2 separate regions of the Homo sapiens genome follow, and region 2 is linked to region 1. The links are chromatin loops, found by intact Hi-C in ENCODE. Cell type or tissue: MCF 10A. All regions are shown on one strand. Each heading gives the region's core, and the rest is flanking DNA. Links, peaks and the distances in the headings are about the cores only. Region 1 holds the start of LOC105374137 (a long non-coding RNA gene). Region 2 overlaps SLC9A9 (solute carrier family 9 member A9).

Region 1 (11,182 bases), core at 1,485-9,484:
AAGGGAGGGTGGGAAATGTAGTCTTTATTCTGGGCAGTTGCATGCCTCTCTAAAACTTGCTGGTCCTGTGACTATAGATGAAGGGGAGAATGCGATTCAGAAGGCACCAGGAATCCTGCCAATCTCTCCAGCTTGATCACTCACATTCTATATGCCAGCCCTACTGGACTTCTCCCAGGACTTTGCACTCACTGCTCCTTCTGTCTAGTACCCTACCTGGGCCCTAACCCCACCACTTAAGAGAATTCTGGTTTCACCTTCAGGCCCCAGAAGAGATGTTACTTTCTCTGTGAAGCCTCCTTGAGTATCCCTCCCCAACCACCCAGTAGGGATTAGCTCCTCCTCCCTCCTTGAACTTGTCTTACAGTGGCATTTGTCACACTGTCCCTGAACTGTTTGTTAGTCTATCTCTCCTACTGCAACATACATTCCAAAAGGGCAGAGACTATATGTCTGTGTCCCTTGCAGATTACAGCTCTTTAAATTTCTGCTGAATTATCAAGTACATACTTTTGAGAATCTATATTTGAATTTCCAAGCTACTGAAGCTTGGCCCAATGGAAGAATATTCTCAGCATAAACATGACCACTCTACGCCAGACCCAGGCAGGTAATAGAGAAGGTAACTGTGAAATCAGACCCACTGCTTATGAGAGAAAGGACCTCAGATGTGGTGGGCCTGGGAAAGCTTTTCCTGCTCTTGACTTATGTTTCTGCCTGGCTGAGCTGCAGGACAACAGAGACCCATCACTGACACCTCCCGCAAGGAAATCAGCCAGACCAGGAGCTGTCTCTGGACTCAGGACAGCACCTATGCACTTCCTGAGCAAAGAGAGTTGGTGTGGCAGCATCAGGACTCTGCCGGCTGAAGTCACAGCACAGATGGTTAAAAGCCTTTGATTTTTTTTTCCAGATTAATTTATACTTTGGTGCCCCGTGAGCCTTAGGCAAAACTGTGTGAGCCAAGGAGAAAGAGCATTTCAACCAAAACAGTTTTTTTGTTTTTTTTTGTTTTTTTTTTTTTTGCTTAATACCATTTCCTTTAGTTCCAAATCAAAGTCTTAAATTTATGTTTGTGGATTTGAGGTTTGTTTTTGTTTATTTGAGTAAGGAGAGTGAAGGATATGGTTTTAGGTTGTTTTCCTTACCCAAAGTTCCACAAAGGGGCAGAGAGAGAAAAATATCAAGCCCATGTGGAAGAATAAAGAGAAGTAATCATGTGCTAAGTTGCTCTATTAAAGGCAATCTAATCCGAAATCTAATCCTAGCTCTATTACTGGGCTTAGAATTTCTGTTTTACCCTCGTTTCTTTGCTTAATGCTATTTTCTTCACTTCCAAAACAGAATTTTAAACAAAAGTTTGGGGATTGAGGGTTTGCTCTTGTTTGTGAGGGGAAGGTAGAGTTCTTTCAATATTAGAACACCAGGCATTCTAGGTGTTGGGCAATATCAGGAGTTTCCTCTCATTTAATTTTCTTGCCAACTACATAAAGGTTATAAAACAGGGTTCAGAGTGACTAGCTGGTACATAACAGTGTCTTCTCATCAGAGAGCACCATCTGGAAGAGAGGCCATTGAACTGGGCACAGTGGCTCACGCCTGTAATCCCAACACTTTGGGAGGCCGAGGTGGGCGATCACCTGAGGTCAGGAGTTCAAAACCAGCCTGACCAACATGGAGAAACCCTGTCTCTACTAAAAACACAAAATTAGCTGGGCATGCATGCCTGTAATCCCAGCTACACGGGAGCCTGAGGCAGGAGAATTGCTTGAACCAGGGAGGCGGAGGTTGCAGTGAGCTGAGATCATGCCACCGCACTCCAGCCTAGCAACAGAGTCAGACTCTGTCTCAAAAAAAAAAAAAGAAAAGAAAAGAAAAAGATACAATGTTTTCTCTGAATATTTAGGAAAAGTTAAGGGGCACCCAAGAACTCTTTCATAAGGACATTAAAAAGCCCACAGATCATTCTTGTTCCTTGGCCCATGCTAGACTACGATGTCACCAGCTGGTAACACCTCTATCCATCAACACCTCCCTCACTTCTTGTCTCTTACTGGCTGTTCAACAGGCCAGTGAGACTCAGTGTACTTTCTGGGAGATGCACAACCTCTGTGCTCTGTGGCTGTCTCCTTTGACAGTGAGCACAGAGTTATCACATGAAATAGTAATAGTTGTCACACAAACACACAAGCAAAGTCTTTATTTTTAAGTACATAATACTGTGGAAGATGACAGGTTTGGAGTTTTTTGAGGGGATTTTCCCCAACCTACTGTGAACATCACAGGATGTCTTCATAATGCCTTGAGGACCTGATCCCTAAAAAATGATATCCGTGTTTGACTAAGTGTTAAGTGTGCATCTTTATTAACAATGGGGTCACTGAGGTCCCATGGCTGTAATTCTGATTAAGAAAATAAGCACATAGTCTTCCTAATCATTCCATGTCAGCTAATTCTAAATTGCACCAAAATGGAAATAGTTGCTTTCCCCATGCCCCTAGATAGGACATTTCTATTAACATTGCTCACTGGTTTCAGAATATAGATGATACATGATAATTATTCAAATAAAAAATTATATCCTAATTGGGTATTTGGGTTAGATAACTTGAAGTATCCTTGAAAAAAACTAAAAAAAAAGAAAAACAAAGATTCTTCAGTAATTATCCACATGTGAGAAGGAGTTTTCTGATGTTTTCTTCTTGGCAAATAACCAGACCTATTCTAGGTTTTTAACTTGACAGCAGGCAATGTAGCCATGTCAATCTAAAATAAGAACACCTGTAAATTCTTTTTCTTTTTTCTTTTTAGAGTCAGGGTCTCACTCTGCCACCCAGGCTGGAGTGCAGTAGTGATGTAATCATAGCTCACTGCAGCATCAAACTCCTAGGCCTAAGTGATCCTGCCACCTCGGCCTCCTTTTTTATTTTATTTTATTTTATTTTATTTTATTTTATTTTTATTTTTATTTATTTTTTTTTTTGGTAGAGATGAGGGCTCACTATGTTGGCCAGGCTGGTCTTAAACTCCTGACCTCCAGTGATCCTCCCACCTTGGCCTCCCAAAGTGCTGGGATTACAGGTATAAACCACTGTGCCTGGCCTAACCTCTTTAATGGAGAAATTAAAGGTGAACAGTAAGAGCATGGGCTCTGGGATGAAATGGACTGGCTATACCAATTACTAGCTGTGTGACCTTAAGCAGTTTACTCCTCCTCTCTGTGCATCATCTGTAGACAAGGATATGAGTAGTGGCTATGTTAGAGGGTCACTGTGAGGACTAAATATATGCACAGAACTGTGGCTAGAGCAGGGCACTACATCAAGATTGCAAACAATCATCCTCTGGATGTCAAAGGAAGGAAATATTTTCTACTCATTCATTGCCAATGTAAAGTTGCTTTTTAAAAGTGAACAAACCACTGGACGCAGTGGCTCATGCCTGTAATCCCAGCACTTTGGGAGGCCGAGGCAGACGGTTCACTTGAGGTTGGGAGTTCGAGACCAGCCTGGCCAACATGGTGAAACCCCGTCTCTACTAAAAATACAAAATTAGCCAGGCCTGGTGGCAGGCACCTGTAATCTCAGCTACTCAGGAGGCTGAGGCAGGAGAATCGCTTGAACCTAGGAGGCGGAGGATGCAGTGAGCCAAGATTGCTTCATTGCAGTTCAGCGTGGGTGACAAGAGCGAGACTCCATCTCAAAAAAAAAAAAAAGTGAACAAACCATCATCTTAGCTAATCTAAAAGGGCTGGTACTTCTCCCTGAGCAAAATGCATTCACCTGCATCAGCTGGCCATTAAGTGCACTCGACCCCTGTTTAGCCTCACCTTGCACAGCTCTGATATGTTAAAATGCTATTTGTCTATGAGACAGCCTCCTTACAAATACACATACACATGCATGTTTGTGCACACATGACTGTGTGTGTATCTAGAGAGCTAGATATAATGGATAGCTAACCATCTATTGCCATGGTCTGTGGATTTTTCCCCACACTCAGTGGTGAGAGCCAGGGTGGCCAACTGTGGAAATTACTCTTGCCCAATGCGTGCTCCTCCAGGATACCCCAAGTCTAGTGTGTTTCACAATGTGTTCTGTTTAGTATGTAGTAGCTCTGTTCTCTGCCATTTACTGGAGTTATAGACCATGCTGGCTGTCAAAAATTATATAAATGAAAGTACTTAACCTGCCACAAAGAAACAAAGAAAAAGTAAGATGTTGGATATTAAAATGCAAGTTACCACAACCAGAATATTTTCATCAGAGTGGTGAGGTAACCATCTATAAGCAATTAAGACCTCCTGGAAGTCCTCTGATATTTTGGGGGGAGAATGGGAATCATAACATTACTGTAAGTTAGAGAACTGACCCACAGTCTGTAGAATGGGGACTGGAAGAAGTAATGACCAGAAGACAGAAGTTATTGCAGATGGTTTGAAAAGCCCGGAAGGGCAACTGCCAATGGCAATGCCAGGACCACATCCCCATAGAGACAATGTTATTAGTCATCACTCCCACTTCCAGGAGAGCAAACCGCAGCTACAAGGAATATGAATGTGTTCCTCTCCTGCCCCCAGCTTGAAGCTTCCTAATATGCATTTTTAAGCAAATTCTTAAGTTACAGAAAAGAAGTGACTCATTCTTTCTGTCTCACATTATTAAAAGTTGTGCAAATCATTTATGTTAATATGCATATGTATGGTAACATGCATGTATGTTCCTTAGATGAGACTCTGTTTTTCTAAATTCACTCAAAATGAATGTGTTATAGCTGGGTGTAAAACTCTTAGGGTAAGAAATATATTCTTACTAAAGGGGATAAGTGGAAATCAGAAAAGAAATGAATAGATTTACATTGTCATTTATACATAATGTAATTTGTAGGGTGTCTGACAAACCAAACTTTCTCATCACCCAAAAACAAGCTCAGAAATGGAAATCTTAGTCTTTTTATGTGATTTATACAACGCTTGTTTGCCTTCATCCCTCCTAATATCATATGCTTGAAAAGACTCTAAGAATCGAATCCTGGACCCAGCCACATGGCTAAAATGCTGCAGGATGGAAGCCCAGAATTCATTTTAACATGTATTATTCCCTAGACTGTGACAGAATTCAGGTTTCACTTAGCCTTCTCCAGGCTCCCAAAACCAAGAATCTAGTGGGTTGTTAACATATTCATAGGTAAACAAATGCTCAGTCCTTTGGCAGGCTGCCAGGACATGGTGCCAGGAAGGGATCCAGGCAACCATGGTGAAGCTGTGGGGGTCTTTCACCTCCCTCACTCTGTGGGACTGGACTACTGCAGATGCCACACCTGGCTTTCTGAGCATCTTATCTGTAAATTTATGGAATCCTGTGGACAAGATACCTACTGGTAGAGTCTTGAAATGCAGCCAGAATTACTGAACTGAGGTGGTACTCTTTAGGCCAGCACAACCACTCCAGGCCAGATGTTTGCAAAATGCAATTGACTATAAGTCTGTAGAGCAATCCTTCCCAAAAGCACAGGAATCACCTGAGGATCTTATTAAAATGTAGATGGGAGGATCGCTTGAGCCCAAGGGTTCGAGGCTACAGTGAGCTATGATCGTGCCACTGAACTCCAGCCTAGGTGACAGAGACCCCATCTCTAAAAATAAATAAATAAATAAATGCAGATTATGATCTGGCAGTCTAGAGAGGGGCTGATACTGCTGGTCCAAGGACCCGACTTTGAAGAGCAATGCTGTAAAGTGAGACCATTCCATACACAGTAAAATAAACATGGTTTGGAGGCATCCCGCGTGCCAGACACTGTGCCTTCTGCTGGAAGCACACAGATAAGACAAGAGCCCTGCCTTACAGGAGCTTGTCCTGTAATAGGAGAAACAGCTTATAACACACTGGGTAAATTCTGCACTTGTTGAGATTCTTTGCACTATAAGGAAGAAAACATCCAATCTACAGTGGCTCAAACAAAAAGGAAATGTAACTGGCTCCTCTAATTGCAAACCAAGGGTAAGGCTGACTTCAGACCCATTTTAGCAGGGCTAAAATGACTTCACCAGAACCTAGCTTCCCTTTGTCCACCAGTCTGTGGTTTCTCTCTCCGTATCTTTTGGCTCTGCTCTCCACAATTTGACTGTCTTCTAGAGGCACCATGGATACCAGTCCTTATGTCTTCTCCTCTTTAAATAAGAATGCCTGCCTAACCCCGAAATCTGAGCAAAAATATCAAGATATCTCATTGGCTCTAATTGGGTCATGTGCTCAGTCCTTAGCCGATCATTTTGGTCTTGGGAAAGTCAGCATGGCAAATGCTAGAGTTGTGTGTGAAGTTAGATCCAACACAACCACATGCACCAAAGAAGCAGGAGACAGATTTCCAAAAGAAAATCAGGGCTTGGATGCTGGGCAGCCACTGTCCCACAGTCAGTGCTAAGAGGTGTTTTAGAAGCATGAGCAGGGGGCAATGAGGGCATGGAGAAAGACACCGGTACCTGATAAACACTATCAATGTGTGTGTGTGTGTGTGTGTGTGTGTGTGTGTGTCCCCAGATACAGGGCAAAATGGCAAAGTGCACACAGTGCCAGTCTGGAAAGGACTGCTGATTGGTTTCTTGGGGGCTTTTAAGTCAACCCTCCTCCACCCCTACCTCTACCATGGTGCAAATCAGTCACTTCAGAAATAGTTCATTCACTACTTCCTGTGCAGGAGATAAGAAATGAAAAGTGTGGTTTAATTGCTCCCAAGGTGATTAAATTGCCATATTGACCAGACTGACACACATCTAATAATTTGAGGCCAATATAAAAGACTGTGCAGCTGAGTGCTAATTTGTGCAAAGAGAAAGGAGACATTGGTGTGGGCTAGAATAGAAGCTTCCACAGGCATTGAACAAACAGATGGAATAATGAGCTGGTTTATGCATTGGAACAAGACAAGACCAAATGAGTTGTAGGAGAGGACAGTGCCATCTTCAAAAGCAAGCACAACTGCAAGAGTTGAGTGCCCAGATCAATGACTTCCTCTCCGCCATGACCCTTTCTACCATTACTCATGATTTCAATATCCATTTTAGGAACCCATTTGACATCCTGGCCTTTCAGCTTCTTATCATCTTCGTGCTCTGATTCAACATAGCTACTCTTGTTGTTGATCAGTGACAACCTCACCACCCCAGAAATGTAGGTTTCAAGAATTCTTACCCACTACATTTCTGCATTCTATCATACCATAACCATATATATATTTCAAATATCTGATCTCATAGAGTTCCAGTCCAATATTTCTCCTACTTTTTCCCCATCCATTACCCATCATCCAACTATCCATCTTCTCCACACCTGAATAAAAGCAGCAGAATGTAGCTAGAAAAAAAATCATGCAACCTTTAAATTCATTATAGCCACAAATGTCCAAAATAGCAATGATGATTCTGATGACAACCTTGGTGATATCATTTATTAACATTTATTGAGTATCATTATGAGACAGCCTTATTCTCAGTTCTGAGTCAGTGTGTAATTTTCTTTGGCTTAATTTAGCTCGGTATTTCTCAAGGGGACCACTATTAACATTTGGAGCAGGACAATTCATTATGTGGGACTGTCCTCAGCAAGGCAGAACATTCAGCATTATTGCTTCCAGCCCACTAAATGCCAGTCCCATTCCCTAGTCATGGAAAAAAAAAAATTCCAAAGGCTGTCTCCCAATCTTTCCCCCAACCAGATTGCAGGGACCGTCCCACACCCAGCTGAGAACCACTGGCTGAGTAGAAAGAGCACTAAATTGGGCATCAAATCTGATACATACCATATTCTGTGACCTTGAGCAAGTCACTTAGCTTCTGAGTTTCAGCTTCTTCTATAAGAGAAAGATCATAATCCTATTTCTGCCCAGTAATCATAAGTTTCAAATGATCTAATAAAATATTAATGAGAATATTTGCTGTATCCATTAGGACTGTACTTGGCTGTGAGTAACAAAGTCGGCAGCAACAGCTTAAACAAGTAAGTGTTTATTGTTCCCACATCATAGGTATTCTGGAGACCAGTGGTCCACGCTGATGAAGTGGCTTCATGATGTCATCAATATCCCTGGCTCCTCTTTCTGCAAGCAGCTTTTACTCCCTGGCTCCCTCTCAGTCACAAGGTAGAGGCCCCACTTCCATACTCAATCTGCAGACCAGCCAGAAAAAAAAAAAGGAAAGAAAAAGGACAAAACAGGCAAGAAAAAGTTCTGCCTATATCAGATATATAAAACTTACCCAGATATCCCCAGCAGAATTCCATTTACATCTCATTGGCTGTCACATGATCATTCCTACCTACAAGGGAAACTGGGAAATATTTTTAGCTGAGCATATTGCCTCCCTGAACAAAATCAAGGTTCTACGAATAAGAAAGAAGGGGAGAATGGGCAGTGGGTGGGAAATCAGCAATATCTGCTGTACTTGTTAAACTTACGAAGCATTATAAAAGTATAAGGCGGCATGATCATTAAACCCTGAAAGAAGGCATATCATAAAATACAGTATCTGCATGAATTTCACTACATGAATTCCATCTGGTGTCCCATTTATCTGCATTACTTAAGGCTAAGTAAGTGAATGGTCTTATTTATATCCAACAAGCATGGTGGCCCAATTAACTACTGAGGCACATCTCTGCCCACATTTTAACATAGCAATGCAGAGTGAAAAACCTTGTATGTAGTGGACTCTAAAGAAAATAACCCCCAATTAGTCAACGTAGCAGGAGAATAATAGTAAAGTATATTAATGAATACAGAAGACATTTATTGGTTAAGACCACCTGGCATGCACTTCCCCTACTTTTGATCATTGCAGCCTGATTTTCTTGTGAAAAATCACTTGCCCACATTGTGTGCAGATTGGTGAGACTATCAGTCAAGGTAGCTTGCTCAGGTGCCAAGGCACAAACACCTGACCCAGCCTCAGCTGATCCAACTCTCTCTTCCAGGACTTTGAATTCTAAATGTGTGAAATACAACAAAGAAAGAGAGGGAAGGAGGAAGGGGAAAGAAACACGGAAGGAAGAGGGAGGGCAGGGATGGAGGGATTGGGGAGGGAGGGAGGAAACCAGAATATCCCACCTGGTTCTTCAACTGTTCTTCCAATTGTGTGGGCTTTCCCATCTTTTCCAGCTAATTTCCTGATTTTCTCAATCTAGTTGAGTCCGTTTTGCACCAAAAAACCTGAACTAACACTCTCAGACCACCCTATTCAGCTGTCTGCTTTAGTTTCAACCTCATCTCCTACTAAAGTTTGAGGAGAATCCCAAAGGGCACTTCTTCTTTGATCCCCAGACATTCTGTAAAGACATTGATAAATACTGGAATGACCAAAAGACTGGTAGGAACCAAGGAAATAAAAAGTCTCAGGGTGAGAGCATGTCAGAGAGCTCTGGACTGGGAATCAGAGGCTGTAATTTCTAGTTTGTGCTCTTTCTCTAACTAGGAATGGGACACTGAGTACATCATTCAGCCTTTCTGCACCTCAGCTTCCACACTTGTAAATGACTGAGCTGACACTATCACACAGCTTTTATGGCATGCCAACATTTCCTAACTTTGCTACATCTCCACCTGCTCACTGAGTCCTGCCTGTGCAGCCTTTAGAGTTGCAAGCCATGTATTAGCCTCCTGGACACGCCCTGCTCCTTAAGCTTTGATGAGGCCACCTTGTCCTGTAAAATTTAAACAAGATTGCCTAGAATCATCATCTCACAGTTGGGGAGAAACTTTTCTCCCTCCCAGACACCTCTTGGGGTAAACCAACACTTCCATGGACCAACTCTACCTCCAGATTTCCTTTCCGTGAATTTGCATTCGCCTACCTTTCACCTCCTTGTAGGAACTGGCATGTTTTTGCCCCACGTCATCCCATTTGTCACTACCTTGATCCCTTCAACTTTCAAAGCACCACTCACTAAAGGCTAGGCATGTGGAAACCTTTACTTGAGGTTTGGGGAAACCAAGGTGACTACACGGCAGCACAATTGAGCAAACAATTCCACCGTGGGCCCTGGCTCTTCCAGTCATTGGCCATTCTCTTCTCTTCTGGGGAGAGCCATTGTGATCTCCCCTCTTGGTCTCCAGTATCCTGTCTTGTTTGTTCCCTGTTATTCCACCCTTTACCTCTTCCCCTCTCCTTTCAAGCTCTTTCCCGCAACCCCCAAATTTCCTGTTTGGGTTCTTTACAGAGCTTGTTTCCACCACTAAAACAGCCTAGGACAGTGTTTTCCTAAACAAAAGTCATTCTAAGAGGAATTTTGGCCAAAGGCACTTAAACTAACAATTTTTTTTTTTCTGCTGCACAAAAATGCATCTCTAAAGATACCGAAAACACTTGCTCCTTGTCTGAAGGCATAATGCCATAGGATGAGTTTCTCAGAAAGCACTGACTGGGACAAAAAGGGTTTGCTATTTTGTTGGTATGCCTTAAATGGAAACAGGGTAGTCTCTGATGTACCAAGCAAAAAGAAAGAGACTTTGCCATGCACTAGCTGTGTGACCTTAGGAAAATTACCCATGTGAACCTTCTATATGCCCTTCTGTAAAATGGGGACCATAATGATACCTATTTCACAGAATCGTGATGAGAATCCAATGGAATCACACTTATAAAATGCTTTGCACAGTGACTGGCACATCATCATTCTTGCTATTTAGGGCATTTGAAAGTGAAATGAAAATGGTGATAGAAAGTTATAAAGAGCACAGCACATGAAGTCACTTGGGAAATGTGAAAATATAAATGAGAAACTATGTGAAGTAAAGATTTAACCTAAATAATGTGAACTCAGAACTCACATCCTTGGGAGAATACTGGTCTCACCAGCAAGTAGGTCTGGTTAAATAACAGGACTAAAAACAATTGATATGAATGTTATTATCTCAGAAAGAAGATATGTTCTCATTCCTATTTTCCTTTAGAGAGGAATAATGTAACAGCATCCTTCATGTAAAAATACTGAGCACCAATATGAGAAATGAAACATTTTAATTCCTCCCAGGAGCTAGTTCATTCATAGAAAGACTGGGAGCTTGCCAGAGCAACTGGGACATCTGAAAATGGAAATGTAATATTTAGACTTCTACATTGTTTCTGAAAAATTTTTCAGTTCCTGAAATGGTTAAAAGATGATCATACTGGCCATGACCTCTACATGTC
Region 2 (11,182 bases), core at 1,715-9,714, 540 kb before region 1:
AAGGTTGAGAAACCCTGCCTAGCCAACTTCTCAGGTTGGGGTTTAGGCCCTAAGGGAGAAGCAACATTGATAATCCATCAGCCTAGGATTTGTAGGGAAAGAGAATGCCTAAGGCTGCTCAGTCTCTACCTGTTCTTATCAACTCCTTACCTCACAAAACCTTTTGCACTGATCCTGACATTTCCCCCATGAACACCTGCCCCAGTGTTTAGCCAGTTGTGCATGCTTTGTGTGGCAAGGAGCTAAGCAATGATTACTCCATGGAAATGCAAGTAAGCCAAATGGCAGAGCTTAAACAGTTTTTGTTTGTTTGTTTGTTTGTTTTCCTAATTTGCTTTTTTTTACTGCTGTGTGTAGCCGCCCATTGCCAGATTTGCTGCACTCTTCCCACCCCCCTCACCTCTTTCCCACCCCTCTCACCTCTTTCCCACACACATCAATCCAAAACAGTGCTCCTTCTCCCTGGGGATTTCTCATGGCTTTTGTTGTTATTAGTTTCAATTCCACTTTTCTCTATATACTTTCTTCATCATTGACTTTGTGGAGGAAAGCAGTAGCCGATGCTATTATAGTTCACCATCTTGGTGATGAGAAGAAAGCTTTCATGAAAATTCTACTTTCCTCCAATTCATACAAAAATTTAAGGTAATTTCAATGAAAACTTACCACTTTAAACATTGAAACTGGATAAAATTATCTTAAAGCTTATAAAGTGGAATAAAACCATGAGGTAACCTACCTAATCAGATGTAAGAATATACTACAATGCCATTATAATCAAATCAGTGTGGTATTGGCCTAGGAAGCACAAGACCAGTAAAAAATAATAGATGATCCAGACACAGATTTCATTGAAAAATGATAATCTGACAGAGGTGGTCTTTCAATTCAATGGGGAAATGATGGTTTATTTAACAAATGGTACTAGCACAATTCACTGGCTATCCATTTAGATTATAAAATTGAACACATATAACCATTTACAAAAATATATTTAGAAGAATTAAAATGTAAATAATGAAATTTTAAAAAACTACTGCAAGAAAATCTATAAATCTATATCTATAGATTAAGGATATAGAGACTCTTCTTAACAAAGAATGGAAAACCAGAATCCATAAATATAGATATATTTGAAGATATAAAAAGAAAATACATTTAAGTGGAAAAGACACCATAAACAGTCAATAGATAGGCAACACACTGGGGAAAAATTATTAAAATACGAAGGACAGAATATTACTATTTTTAATACACAAAGAACACTTTAAAATGACAATCTGGAAGTAAGTAACGGAAACACTGACAAAGACTATGAAGAGGCAGGCTGGGCGCGGTGGCTCATGCCTGTAATCCCAGCACTTTGGGAGGCTGAGGCGGGTGGATCACGAGGTCAGGAGATCCAGACCATCCTGGCTAACACGGTGAAACCCCGTCTCTACTAAAAATACAAAACATTAGCTGGGCATGGTGGCAGGCGCCTGTAGTCCCAGCTACTTGGGAAGCTGAGGCATGAGAATGACACGAACCAGGGGGGCAGAGCTTGCAGTGAGCCGAGATTGTGCCACTGCACTCCAGCCTGGGCGACAGAGCGAGACTCTGTCTCAAAAAAAAAAAAAAAAAAAAAGACTCTGAAGAGGCAATTCATAGACACACAAATCCACTTGTTCCACAAATGTAAAAAGTTATTCAAACTTCCAAGAAGTCATGGAAATGTAAATTAAAGTAACAGCATATCATTTTACCCCTAACAGTTTGGCAACAATTATAATACCAAGTAACAGTCATTGCTGGCAGGGTTGCAGGAAAGAGTGGACTTTTACACATTTCTAGAGAACATTTAAATCATTAACAGACTTCTGGAAAGTAATTTGGCAAAGCTATTATACCTTAAAATATACAGCCCCTTTTGACCCAGCAATCTGACTCCTGGGAGGCTATCTCACACAAGTAAAACCACCAGTTCTTAAGGATATATGAACAAGAATGTGTACTGCAACATTTTTAAGATGATAGATTGTAGGACATCTACACAATATTGTATGTCTATTAAAAAAATAAATTAGTGCCCTTCCAGTTAACTTGAGAGTTTTCCAGCAGGCATTGTTGACTATTAAAGTAAATGCAAAAATGTATATAAAAATATGATTCACATTTTTAAAAGCAGTGGTGACCCCTATAAATTTATGTGTAGATAACCCCCATGCATATCTGTGTGTAACTTTTATATTGAAAAGTGGGACTTGTGAGGTATAGGCACAGAAAGTGCTTTTTTTTCTTCCAGTCTCCCCTTAAAATATTGTGTGGGACTACTACTTTCCGACTTGCTGGATAAAAATATTTGGTTTGTGAGTTGTAATCACAGACTCAACTCAGCAATGAACATGTGCAGTCCCATGTAATAATGGCAAAGCGAGAGTCAAACAGTAATCCACTGTGTCCCCAAACTCCATGTGTGTCATCTTAAGCTGTCTGATGGTCTAGGGAAGTCTCTTTTTACAGGCTTGAGATGTGCAAACAACCCTCCCCATGTGGGAGTTCAGATTTACAACTCACAAGTAGTAAAAGAACTCCCTTCACAGATCTTAACCTCTAGTCTAGGATCTTTCACATTCTTAAATGGCAGAGAGGTTCAATGGAGTCATGTAACTGGTTTTCAGACACGTGCTGGGTTTTTTTGTTTTGTTTTGTTTGTTTTTGTTTGTTTGTTTGTTTGAGAAGGAGTCTCACTCTGTCCCCAGGCTGGAGTGCAGTGGCGTGATCTCGGCTCACTGCAACTTCCGCCTCCTGGGTTCAAGCGATTCTCCTGCCTCAGCCTCCCGAGTAGCTGTAACTACAGACACACGCCGCCACGCCCAGCTAATTTTTGTATTTTTGGTAGGGACAGGGTTTCACCATGTTGAGCAGGATGGTGTCGCTCTCCTGACCTCATGATCCGCCCTCCTCAGCCTCCCAAATTACTGGGATTACAGGCATGAGCCACCACACCCAGCTGCTTTTAAGATTGTACATCTCACTACATAACATGTGTTTTTGTTTGTTTTGTTTGTTTGTTTGTTTTTGCTTTGTTTCTCATTTTAAACATCTAATTTAACATTGTTACAAGTGTGTGTGTAATTGTTATAATGAGAATTTTAGTATAAAGAGAAATTGGTAGGACATATACTAGGTCAGGTGTCCCCAGCCTCCCGGGCCACAGACGGGTACAGGTCTGTGGCTTGTTAGGAACCAAGCTGCACAGCAGGAGGTGAGTGGCAGGCCAGCCAGCATAACCACCTGGGCTTTACCTCCTGTCAGATCAGCGGCAGCATTAGATTGTCATAGAAGTGTGAACCCTATTGTGAACTGCGCATGCGAGGGATCTAGGTTGTGTGCTCCTCATGAGAATCTAATGCCTGATGAGCTGAGGTGGAAGTTTCATTCCGAAACCATCCCCACCTCGCCCTCCTCCCCATCCCCCACGAGAAACCTGTCCCTGGTGCCAAAAACATTGAGGACCTCTGTACTGCGTTGTAAAATTGGGTTACTTGGGGAGAGAGGAGATATGAGTTTAAGAGAGGAAGAGGTGGAAAAAAGAGAGACATACCAAAAAGGAAAAGAAAAAAGACTATTAAAGCAAACGACTAAACAAAGAGTATGCATATTATGATCATATTTATGGATTTATGTGGAAACACATCTGTACACTTGAAAACTTCAAAATTTCATAAAAATGAGAAAATAACCAATCATTTTTATATGATATTAGTAAATCACTCTGAAGTATAATGAGAAAATCTTAAAGGAAAATCTTCAAACTCAGTATGATATTGTGTCTGCCGTGAAGTGAAAAAAGAAATGAAAATCAATGACTTCTCATATTACATGTAAGTCACACATCTCTGCTTGCTCCAGTAGCTAAAGTGTGCTAAGAATCCCAAGTGCTTGATGAAGCCCTGAGCCCTCGTTGTTGGCTTTCATAAGGAGACTACTACTGGCTCATGTTAATTGAATTTAGAAAATTTACTGTGGATTATCCTGTCTGGTGCCTAAATTAAATGCATGGATGATAATTCATTTACTGAAATTAGAAGCCAGGAGGAATATAGATACAAAGTCAAAGTCTCTGTTTAGCTAATGTTTTGCCCAACCAGCCTGCACTTGACAAGTGTCATAGCACTATGCTATTTTTATTATTGGGAGTTAGGAGACCTCAGGTCTAGTTCAATCCCTGTTACTATGCACAAGGCATATTTCTGATGTGCAGGGAAAATTCAAGGTGGCCACTTAAGCTTTCTAGGCCTTATTTGCCTAATATATTCCTAGAGGAATTAGATGATTTTTAAGATTACTTCTTGCTCTATATTAGTAGGTTCTCCAATGTGAGTGAACGTAAAACTCACTTGGAGAGTCTGAAAGTACTAATTAGGGGGTTCTGCCTCCTGAAATTCTGATTCCGTAGGTCCAGGGTCAAGTCCAACACCCCATTTCTAACAAGTGTCTCGTTGATGCTAGTAGCACTAGTCCACAGCCCCGATGAATATAAAAACTGAATGAAATATTTGCTTTTCTGAGTAAATGTCAAGAATTATTGAGATGAAGGAGGCTTGGAACTGATATTTTTAATCTGAAATAGATATCATTTATTGCACTGGTAGAACCTGTATGTAATTTCAAGGGTGCACATCTTACCTTTTATTATAATTATAATAAACTTCCCTTATCATATAGTTCCTCCTCAGAGAATGTGAACTGCAGGAGTCCTAGTTCCCAGTAGAAAGTGCTGTTAGAAAACCTCTGAGATTTCTACCTCTGGGAGTAGTATCCTCTTGAGATGCCACCAGCTCTGATGTCTCTTGTTTGTCTCCCTTGCCCAAATAAGCTTTCCTAGCATGTACTACCTAAAATCACGGCTAGGTGTCGCTCTAATTCTGGGGCGCACCGGTTTCAAGGGGAAGTGTGAACCAGGGCGCTGGCACTGCTCGTGTGTTTATGGGTGAAAGCATCTAAGAGAGGCCCTGTGAAATTGCCTGCATAAAAGGATCACAGTTAGGGATGTCTCATAAACTAATCCCAAGAGGAGCCTTCCACTAAAAATAAAATAAGCACGTAATAAGGGTAGAAAAATTTCCTAAAAATGAGGTTGGGATTGGTGGTCAGAGCGTCCTGGATATCAAAAGTGTCAGTTCATTAAGGCAAGATTAGTGTCATGGGTGAATGGAGCATCACAGTTTAATGCTTTAACTTATTGGAACCTCACTTTCCACTTCCTTAAAATAGAGACTATCAAAACAAAACAAAACAGAAAGTACCTTCCATTTCTTCAAAGAATTTTTGTCAGATCAAATGAAGAGCTGTATGGAAAATTATGTGTAAATTGCTAAGTGTTTTAAAACACATTTTTATTAGCAGTGAATTCTTCTCAGGCACTTTATTGGATTTTTAGATAACACTATCATGATATTCCTATTTATTCCTGAACATAAAATTTCCAGATACCATTTTCTTCCTACATGACCATAATTAAAGAATTTGTTTTCTTATGTTTTCATTACTTGTCCATCCACTTCCACGGTAAATCTCAAATGTAAAGAGACTAAAAAGAAAAAATTAATAAAATTATATTTATCCTCATGTGGAATTTCTGCTTTTTGTAATAGCTACTATACACTTAAATATTTAAAATTTAGAATATTTTCTCCATGTTTCCAGATGCTGCCCCCCTAGACATATTGAACATTAGGAAATGTTGTCAGAAAGTCTTTTCTACTAGTCTCTGTTTTGGATTATCTAGATCATAGTTCCTCTGATAGAATAATCAATATTATTAATATTATTAATTAACAATATAATTAATAAGTATGGTCTTGCTGGCCTTTTATGCCCTGCCCTCCCACCCTTCCCTACTCCATCCTACCCCAACCATAAATTATAAAGCCAAATACAGATTTGTATTTGGATTGGTATTTCACTGATATTTCAAACCAGTTCCACTCCTTCTCTAATTAAATGTGCATTTTCTTTGTGATTTGACTGCCAGTCTACACCCTAAGTCACCATCTATACCTTATTGCAGGTAATTCGTGTCGACAATCATCACTAACCATAGCCATCCTCTCACTGAGTGCATGGACACAGAATATGCCTTCTCGTCCAGCTTCTCATCCTGCAGGGCTCCTATGGGTGGGGTTTTCCCTGTATGAATTCTCCAACTTGGCAAAATGATGATTACTGTCCCCTCGCCATAATCAGATAGAAGCACTGGAGAAATGTATAGCATTGAGTTTTCATCTTTTCTATTATTAACACTTTGAGGAAATAAGAGTCTTCCAAAATGAAAGGCATTTCTATACACTGTACTTGCAAGTCATTATTTTCATTTAACATTTAAGTAGTAGGAATAAAAGCCACCTTTATCCTTTAAAGTTTGCTGTAGTGTAACTATTGCAGAGGCACATGAACTATCTTACCTTTGATGGTGTTGATAATCTGAAGCCCCTTTCTATTTGGGGTTACTATGGTTACGGCTGCTCAGGTGATGTGTGAGCTGCACTGCTGTTTTGATAAAAATAGGTATTAACTACCAGTCATAGTGCTTTTCATTTCATAGCAGTTCTTGTAGAAGCACAGCATATTTTTTAAAGGTTGGGGGGAGAAATGCCTTTTCAAAGACTTATGTGGGAACATCTGCATAAATAATGGTGATTGGTCATGTGTATAAAAATATTTTTAATTAAATTCATTTTAATTAAACAGGGCATTTTGCTGAATCCTTCTCTGTTATTTGCACCAAGCTTAGCCTTGAGGAAGATGGCTGATTAACAGACCCAAGAACCTATAATTAAAAGCAGGACTGTTATTTTTGGAGAAAAGCCTCTTCAGTAAGGATGACTTAATTGGGCTGTCTCTCATATTTTTCATTCATCGTGGAACTCCAGGTTTAAATATTTAATTTTTCTAACACCGGAGAAAGATTACTCACATTGGCATAATCAGAAAAGTTTTTATTTTTCAGTTTTGTTTTCCTTCAGTTTCTCTGATCATGCTCTCTAATCACTGTTGTGTTTCAATATTTAATTGTGTTCTTCATTGATTTCTTTTGTTTGGATCACATCTTTTTAAAATCATGGATATTGTTCTTTTTCACCTTCTGGCCCTCTCTGCCTCTGCATTTAGTTTTAGCCTATATTACACTTGTGGTTTCTCATCACTGGTGTTATCAATATTCTACACAAGAATTCAAGAGAAAACGGAATAATTTTCTATTCACAGACAAAAAAAAAATTTAAGATGTAATTGACAAAGTAGTTCCTTCAGTACCAGGGCTGGCTTAGAGAACAAAGACAACATTCATTTAATATCGGCTAAGCAGGAAGAGATCAAGATGGTTTTATGCCATATTATAAACAGCAAAAAATGCTCTCATATAGTATAAAGTTTGTGTTCCTGAATTATTTGCTCTGTCATCTATAAAGAAAGTTGGATGACTCTACTTTTAGCATCTAATATTTGGTAGAGAAAGATTGCATTGGTATTGCTGTGAGAGAACAGAAGCAGTAAGAGATATTCATATGTTTTCATTGAATTCCAAGGGGGGAGAAATTACACCTCAGAGGGAGTCAGAGGATGTTAGACCAGAGTACCTCCCACTGAAGCCAGCAGGCTTCTAGAGAGCACAGACGTATCAGCCATTTTTACTATGCAATCTGCATTTCAAACCTGCACACAGTGTCATTTAACAGTACTTGGCTGTATTTTCTGTGTCTTTACAATTCAGTGTTAAGCACAATGGAATAGCATCAGTTTAAAACCCTCTACATAAACCTATGTCTGTAAAACTCCATCATATAAACCTCAATTCTATTCTTGAGCAAATTTACTCAGAAATAAAAATAACAGCTTTGATTTATATTGTTTGACTCTTTCAAAGAGCTCAAAGAGCTTCTACAGACAGTATTTCAGTTATTTTCACATTGTGTTCTTGGGTAGAGAAGACCCATTTCTTAGGTGAAATAATTGAGGTGCAGCAAATTTTAAGATTATCTCAAGGTTTCACGGCAAGTTAATGAAATATAGGTATGGAAGCTAGGAATTCTGTTTCCTTAGATTTCTAGACTGTGTTTTTGCTAGATACTAAACACTAACATCTATCTGAAAAAAAAACTGACTTTTGCTAACTTGCAGCCAGCTTAAAATTATTGAAGCAATGGCTGTACTTGAATCAATATGTAGAAGCAACCCAAAGCCACGGATTGGCAGCAAATTAAAAGCTCCATCTGAATACGTCTACTAGAGAGTATGTTATCTAGTGATAGCAGCCATTAACTAAATGTGTACAAATATATCATCTAATTTGATCATCACCACAGCCGATCAATTATCTCCATTCCAAGCAACAGAGGTTCTAAAAACTTAAGTGGTACATTTACAAGGCTCGTAAGTGGCAGAGATGGGAGACAAATCAGGTCCAATATTCTTTGTCCTACACCATTGCTGTTTCTCAAAATAGAACAGTGATGTGCCAATCAAGCTTTGGAAGAAAATGAAATCCAAGAGTCAAGAGTCAAGTTCCCACTTTATAATTGATTTTATTTAACAAACATTTGTTCATTGCCTGCTATGTCATAGGCACTGTAGGAGCTACTGAGGGAAGGGATAATAAACCAGACACAGGTTCTGCTCTCAGCATGCTCCCAGTCTAAAGAGGGAGGTAGATACGACAACTGGCAGTAGTCTAAAAGACAAGACAGAGGTAATCCAGGCAGCTTTGTAAACACAGAGTACCACCTGGTGGGGAGAAGGCTCTGAGAAAGCTTAAGGTCTCCTGTACCTCAAGCCAATATTTTGCCCAGATGAAGAAGATAACAGCTCAGCTGGAAGAACCATGAGCCATGTTTCTCTCCAGGGCCACAGACGACGTCACCTGCAGAACATTAGCAAGGTCTCCCTGGGCTCAGATACTCTTTGGAGTGTCCTGTCTTGGTAACCCTTAGAGTCACAGTCAAAACAAGGGCATATGCATTTGAAATTATGACAGCCCTCCCCTCATTCATGCAGAGAAGTGTTAAACTCATGATCACTTTTCTTGACATTGTTCTGCCCATTGCACATGCTGCTCTGTAACCCTGCAAAGCACACCCTTGATCCCAGCACTGCATCAGGGCTCCATCCGCATGATTTGGAAAATATACACATTCCACATCTGGAGACTACAGTTTGGAGTTTGGAGTGAGACCCATAGAAATTTAGATGTGGAAGGCCCTTAAAGACAATCTTGCTCAACATCCTCATTTTTAGATGAAGACCCTAAGACTCAGAAAGACAAAGTAAATGGACACAGAATAGGAACTGTTCTTTCCAAATACAGAAGTTCAAGGGAGTAATTTGTGAGAAAGGAAGAGAGATAGAGAAGAGTTTTTAACATTTCTCTGCTTGATAATATCTACTTTTTCTCATTTGAAGTTATTTTTAAGTGTTAAAGGAAAACAAGTAGAAACTGTCATTCCATTTTATACTGGACTGACCCACTAATAGTTTTGATGGCATGAACAATAACAATACAGTAACCACCACTGATGAAGCACTTACAATATGCCAAACATTTTGCATAAATAACTCCAATTAATTATTCTCCAAAAACCTGAAGAAGGGATTATTTTATCCCCATTTTACCAAGGAAGCTTACTTGAAGCTTAATGAGGTTAAGTAGCCTGCTCAAGATCACCAAGTTCATTTGCATAACAGCTGGGGTCTGATCAGAACACAGGTTGGTTTGACATCACAGTCAAGTTTCCAACCACTGTTTTCTACTTTAGTACAGAGTTGTAAATAGCAAGGTCTTGGCACAAAGGTCTTGCTTCAGAAGTTGGAAGCTAGTTATGGAAAGTCACCTCCAGAACAGAATTGGACACAATAATAGATAACAACCAACTATATAAATGCTTCAGGATGTTGAAAGTGGATCAAGCAAGGCTCCAGGTGTTCTGAAGATGAAATTTCGAGAACATACTGAAAACCGTTTGAAGCAGTTCAACAGCTCCATGGACAGCTGGGAAACAGCTGTGGTTGACAGACCTCTCTGGCTCACTGCTTTGGGGAACAGAATGTCTCCGTTTAAATGAAAGCAGTTTATTCTCAGTAATGCTCAAAGACGTATAGGATGGAAGTTTTGAAAGTCAGTGTCCAGCCCACACATTCCATTTATGTGTTAAAGAAGACATTGTACATTGAGACAAATTGGATTCAGTAATTCTTAGAGAGTATTTCCTTGCTGTCTGGTTCTTTTTAGGACTCAGCCAAGTTGATGAGGTCAAAACCATGGAAGAGTGAGGCAACTAGGGAGTAAAATTTAAGAAGGCACTCACTCTCTGGATTATGTAAATGCAGGATCAGCAGTTGTACAACCCTAAAAGGGAGTGCTTTCTTAAGAGAAAGGTACCTAGGATGGGAGAGCAGCCACTAGTCTCAGACTGGGATTTGGTCCTCTTGTTCCATAAAGACTCACAGGTGCCTCTTGGGCAGGATTTCTTGAAAAGCGGCCAAGAAAGGACAAGAATTGACCTTTTGTCTGGGTGCTACAGACAAGGAATTGTGTTGTTCAATTTATTATTTTGCACTGAAATGGAGAAAGCTTTTTGAAACAAGTTCTGTCAGGTCAGTGAGTGGGCAAAGAAGTTCCTGATTACGAGGGCAGAATACAGGAGAAAAGGAGCTGTTCTGATCCTCGAGGAGCTAACCACATGGTGGGTGACCTTCAGAGATTCATTCACTTGTTAATTCATTTATTCAGTAAACAGAATTAATTGCCTATTGCTTTCCAGAAACTATCAAAAGCATTGACAAATGCGCAGATGAACAAACTAATACCAGTGATAATCAACTTTTTAGCCAAAAAGTTCTATTCAAAAAAGGAAGTGAAAGTGTTTATAGGCTATTTATTGGGAGGTGGTTTTTTAAAATGCTACTTTCTTTTTTTATTTTTACTTTTTTTGTTATTATACTTTAAGTTCCAGTACATGTGCACAACGTGCAGGATTGTTAAATATGTATACATGCGCCATGTTGGTGTGCTGCACCCATTAACTCGTCATTTACATTAGGTATATCTCCTAATGCTATCCCTCCCCCCTCCCCCCACCCCACGACAGGCCCCAGGGTGTGATGTTCCCCACCCTGTGTCCAAGTGTTCTCATTGTTTAGTTCC

The links. Hi-C counts contacts between places; a loop is a spot of excess contacts. Peaks named below come from ENCODE experiments on the same cell type or tissue, not always from the same donor. Only the 100,000 strongest peaks of a DNase experiment are listed, where the experiment ranks them.
Region 2: it touches region 1 in a loop (9-fold over the local background); 22 of 110 quality-filtered maps call a loop at or near these places.

What each region holds. Positions count from the first base shown.
Region 1 is chr3:143,128,701-143,139,882 of GRCh38, reverse strand. It overlaps LOC105374137 (a long non-coding RNA gene), which reads left to right and starts at 7,085. Exons shown (of 3, transcript XR_924554.3): 1 at 7,085-7,172; 2 at 7,949-7,997. In MCF 10A, for the core only: no CTCF peak of the experiment used is centred there; a DNase peak (open chromatin) is centred at 4,522.
Region 2 is chr3:143,668,269-143,679,450 of GRCh38, reverse strand. The region is part of intron 5 of SLC9A9 (solute carrier family 9 member A9); the gene reads left to right. Among named protein-coding and RNA genes, the nearest start is that of SLC9A9, 170 kb to the left of the region's middle. RefSeq lists an enhancer at 9,984-10,033. In MCF 10A, for the core only: a CTCF peak has its summit at 4,901; a DNase peak (open chromatin) is centred at 4,920.